Regions from separate parts of the Homo sapiens genome. Here region 2 is linked to region 1. Evidence: chromatin loops called from intact Hi-C (ENCODE). Cell type or tissue: heart left ventricle. All regions are shown on one strand.

The links. Peaks named below come from ENCODE experiments on the same cell type or tissue, not always from the same donor. Only the 100,000 strongest peaks of a DNase experiment are listed, where the experiment ranks them.
Region 2: it touches region 1 in a loop (25-fold over the local background); 3 of 110 quality-filtered maps call a loop at or near these places.

What each region holds. Positions count from the first base shown.
Region 1 is chr20:29,496,686-29,499,185 of GRCh38, forward strand. It overlaps the pseudogene FRG1EP. Among named protein-coding and RNA genes, the nearest start is that of FAM242B, 51 kb to the right of the region's middle. In heart left ventricle, no CTCF peak of the experiment used is centred here; DNase peaks (open chromatin) are centred at 296, 876 and 1,236; H3K4me3 peaks cover 841 bases; H3K27me3 peaks cover 410 bases.
Region 2 is chr20:29,078,602-29,081,101 of GRCh38, forward strand. It overlaps the pseudogene FRG1DP. Among named protein-coding and RNA genes, the nearest start is that of FAM242B, 470 kb to the right of the region's middle. In heart left ventricle, no CTCF peak of the experiment used is centred here; DNase peaks (open chromatin) are centred at 1,420 and 1,970; H3K4me3 peaks cover 1,067 bases.

The DNA of each region.
Region 1 (2,500 bases):
ACTCTACATACTAGCTTAGAAAAAAATAATCAATAATTTTTCCAGGAAGAGACAATGGAGAAAAGAATAATCCCTAGTAAAGGAAGTTATTATCATGAACTACAAGATCAGACAAACGCAGACCCACCAGGCAGAGGCCGGGAGAGATGCCTCAGCGGACCCAAACTCGTGGGTACGGGGCCACGGGTCACCCGCCCATCTATCCTGTTAACAGGGTCGTCCGCGCGGGAGGCTGCCCCTCTCTGCACAGGCGCCAGGAACCGCGGTCCAGCCTCCGTCCAGCCCAGACAGGGTCAGGGCGAAACCTGGGAGGCCGCGAAACCTGGGAGGCCACGAAGCCTGCTCTCCGCACCACGGCTTCCACCGGATTCGCGGGGGTGGAGTGCATCCGAAAAGAACTGAGGAGGCTCCCGCTGGAGCTGCAGGACCCAGCTCTTCGCCTTGGTTCCCTTGAGCACAAGCTTGGTAGACTTCACATAAGAGTACTAGGCCATGGCTCCGGGAGACTTCTGTGCGGAGAGGCTGAAGCCGGCTCAGGACGAGTGTGTGACCTGGAGCAGCACCAGGGCGGGGAGGAAAAGAAGTTGAGGCAAAGTAAACACTCCCTGACAGCGTAAGTCTGTCCAGAACCCGCCTTCGTCTTTACCCAAACGCTGAATGGCTGAGATTTCCACTTCCGGGTTTCTGCCAGGGAGCTACCGCGGCCGCAGAGGGCCGAAAGGTGTCCGCACGCATCTGCTCCCTCGTTTCCTCTCGAGGAGCCCCTGAGGATTTGTGCCTCCCAGAAGTGGGGAAAGCTCGCCCAAGGCGCCGGTGCTGACGGTGGCGGGACTGCCGGGCTCGCTGTGGAACCGCCTCCCGCTAGAGCTGCGGGCTGGTGACGGTCCCCGCGGGGGCGGGAAGCGGCTTAGGCTGCCCTCGCCGGCCTGCGGCGGCGAGTCTGGAAGCGCGGTCCACTCGTGCGCGGGTCACTCGGGGCTGTGCCTCGCGCGACTGTGTGTGCAGGAAACAAGCAGGAAATACCCTAAAATAGAATGAAGTGCCATGTTGAGGGCCGCGGACGTCGCGAGTGCTGTGGGAATGTGGGCTAAGGTGGAGAGTTATGGTGGCGCGTGTTACAGGCTCAGGGGTCAGGAAGAAGCCTAATCGTGGAGGCGGCATCTGAGGAGGGTCTTGAACGCTGGGCAGGCTTTTGCCCGATAGAGATGGAGGAAGCTAGTCCTGTCTGCTGGAGGAAACAGGGCAGAGGCGAGGAGGGAGCCGTGCAGCGCTGGTGTGAGGAGCCGCGAGCAGGCCAGGCCTGTAAAGCAGAGTGATGGGAACCAGGATAGAGAAGGCAAATCGGAGTCCTGTGGTCGCTGAAGAATTTGAATGAAATCAGTAAACAGGTGACAGGGATCCATCGCAAGAGCATGGGATGAAACGAGGAGTAGTCCACGGTGATTCCTCCGCAGCGATGGGTATTATTAATCGCTTATGTGACACCAAAACGGTGGGTATTATTGATAACGTATGTGACACCAAAACCACCCCACTCAAGTTGTGGCTCTTTCCCTAAAGTAGAAAACAGAGACCAGTTGGGTTCCAAGCATCCACGAAGATCTTACTAAATTTGTGATCCCCAGTGGCACCATGGAGTCAGGATTGGCTCATCTCAAACCTGACTCAGAAACAAAACCATCTCAATGTGCAGAGATTAGCGTCCTTACCCGCTATCATATTTTCTGGTGTTTTCACAGTGCTGCGCTTCCTAATCCCCATTCCACCACAATCCACATGCCATGATGCCCAGAGGCATTAACAAAGGAGACACACAGGGGCTCCTCACGTTGGCTTTCCATGGTTTTGATGAAAATCTGTTTCCTCATCTCATACAATGTGGTTAGTAATAGTATCATTTAGAGTTGAAGAATTAAATGGTACGAATTATATAGGGTGCTTATTATAACCTACATGGAAAATGCCTAGGATATGTTAGCTATGCTCATCACCAACATCGTTATATGATGGTAATAATCAGATAGTTAGGAAGGGCGACGCCAAGAAAATGGATACATGCTCTGAGGGAATGAATGTGGAGAGATCAGAAGGTCAAGAACAAAGCCGTACAACATGTCTGCAGTAAAGGGATAGAGAAAAGAAAGGCTATAAAAGAAGGAATGAAACAAAGTTAGAGTAAAATTATAAAATCAAAGCTAAGGACAATTTCCAGAAAGGGTAATATCATTTAATATCATAGAAGTTTAGGAGCACAAGATGGAAAAATGGCCTGTGGGTAACTGACATTGAGGCGGTCTTTAGGGAAACTCCATTTCCGATAGAGAAGTAGACAGAAAGTCAGCTTGAAGCAGGGACTAGGTGAAGAAGCTGTTGGCTGGTCGCATGGGGAAATAAATAAGGGATCGCATATGCCATATTTCTGGGTTTCTTTCTTTCTTGCCCAGCCTCTATATATGCCTAGAGTTTGGCGAAAACTTACAAAAAATAAAAATGAAACCAA
Region 2 (2,500 bases), 420 kb before region 1:
GACTACCTCAATGTCGGTTACCCACAGGCCATTTTTCCATCTTGTGCTCCTAAACTTCTATGATATTAAATGATATTACCCTTTCTGGAAATTGTCCTTAACTTTGATTTTATAATTTTACTCTAACTTTGTTTCATTCCTTCTTTTATAGCCTTTCTTTTCTCTATCCCTTTACTGCAGACATGTTGTATGGCTTTGTTCTTGACCTTCTGATCTCTCTACGTTCATTCCCAACAGGATGTATCCATTTTCTTCGCGTCGCGCTTCCTAACTATCTGATTATTACCACCATATAACGATGTTGGTGATGAGCATAGCTAACATATCCTAGGCATTTTCCATGTAGGTTATAATAAGCACCCTATATAATTCGTACCATTTAATTCTTCAACCCTAAATGATACTATTACTAACCACATTGTATGAGATGAGGAAACTGAGATTTTCATCAAAACCATGGAAAGCCAACGTGAGGAGCCCCTGTGTGTCTCCTTTGTTAATGCCTCTGAGCATCATGGCATGTGGATTGCGGTGGAATGGGGATTAGGAAGCGCAGCACTGTGAAAACACCAGAAAATATGATAGCAGGTAAGGACGCTCATCTCTGCACATTGAGATGGTTTTGTTTCTGAGTCAGGTTTGAGATGAGTCAATCCTGACTCCATGGTGCCATCAGGGATCAGGAATTTAGTAAGATCTTCATGGATGCTTGGAACCCAACTGGTTTCTGTTTTCTACTTTAGGGAAAGAGCCACAACTTGAGTGGGGTGGTTTTGGTGTCACATACGCTATCAATAATACCCACCGTTTTGGTGTCACATACGCGATTATTAATACCCACCGCTGCGGAGGAATCACCGTGGACTACTCCTCGTTTCATCCCATGCTCTTGCGATGGATCCCTGTCACCTGTTTACTGATTTCATTCAAATTATTCAGCGACCACAGGACCCCGATTTGCCTTCTCTATCTTGGTTCCCATCACTCTGCTTTACAGGCCTGGCCTGCTCGTGGCTCCTCACACCAGCGCTGCACGTCTCCCTTCTTGCCTCTGCCCTGTTTCCTCCAGCAGACAGGACTAGCTTCCTCCATCTCTATGGGGCAAAAGCCTGCCCAGCGTTCAAGACCCTCCTCAGATGCCGCCTCCACGATTAGGCTTCTTCCTGACCCCTGAGCCTGTAACACGCGCCACCATAACTCTCCACCTTAGCCCACATTCCCACAGCACTCGCGACATCCGCGGCCCTAAACATGGAGCTTCATTCTATTTTAGGGTATTTCCTGCTTGTTTCCTGCACACACAGTCGCGTGAGGCACAGCCCCGAGTGACCCGCGCTTCCAGACTCGCCGCCACAGGCCGGCGAGGGCAACCTGAGCCGCTTCCCGCCTCCGCGGGGACCGTCGCCAGCCCGCAGCTCTAGCGGGAGGCGGTTCCACAGCGAGCCCAGCAGTCCCGCCACCGTCAGCACCAGTGCCTCAGGCGGGCTTTCCCCACCTCTGGGATGCACAAATCCTCAGGGGCTCCTTGAGAGGGAGCCAGGGAGCAGATGCGTGCGGACACCTTTCGGCCCTCTGCGGCCGCTGTAGCTCCTTGGCAGAAACCCGGAAGTGGAAATCTCAGCCACTCAGCGTTTGGGTGAAGACGAAGGCGGGTTTTGGATAGACGGACGCTGTCAGGGAGTGTTTACTTCGCCTCCACTTCTTTTCCTCCCCGCCCTGGTGCCGCTCCAGGTCACATACTCGTCCTGAGCTGGCTTCAGCCTCTCCACGTAGAAGTCTCCCGGAGCCATGGCCGAGTACTCTTTTGTGAAGTCTACCAAGCTTGTGCTCAAGGGAACCAAGGCGAAGAGCTGGGTCCTGCAGCTCCAGCGGGAGCCTCCTCAGTTCTTTTCGGATTCACTCCACGCCCGCGAATCCGGTGGAAGCCGTGGTGCGGAGAGCCGGCTTCGTGGCCTCCCAGGTTTCGCCCTGACCCTGTCTGGGCTGGACAGAGGCCGGGCCGCGGTTCGTGGCGCCTGTGCAGAGAGGGGCAGCCTCCCGCGTGGACGACACTGGAAACAGGATAGATGGGCGGGTGACCCGTAGCCCCGTACCCATGAGTTTGGGTCCGCTGAGGCATCTCTCCCGGCCTCTGCCTGGTGGGTCTGCGTTTGTCTGATCTTGTAGTTCATGATAATAACTTCCTTTACTAGGGATTATTCTTTTCTCCATTGTCTCTTCCTGGAAAAATTATTGATTATTTTTTTCTAAGCTAGTATGTAGAGTGAAACCAGGATGAATCACACAGTGGTTGAGGTGTATATAGGCTTTGATAGGGATATGGGCTGGAACCTGCACTCCGTCATTTACTAATTTTGTAATTTGTGGCAAATTGGTTAATATGTCTGAACTTCCATTTACTCATTAAGAGATCAAGTATCTTTAAACCTCCGTTTACACATTTATACTTTCAGACCATTTTTTATACCTTTAGAAGACTGTGAGGATTAAATTAGAGAAC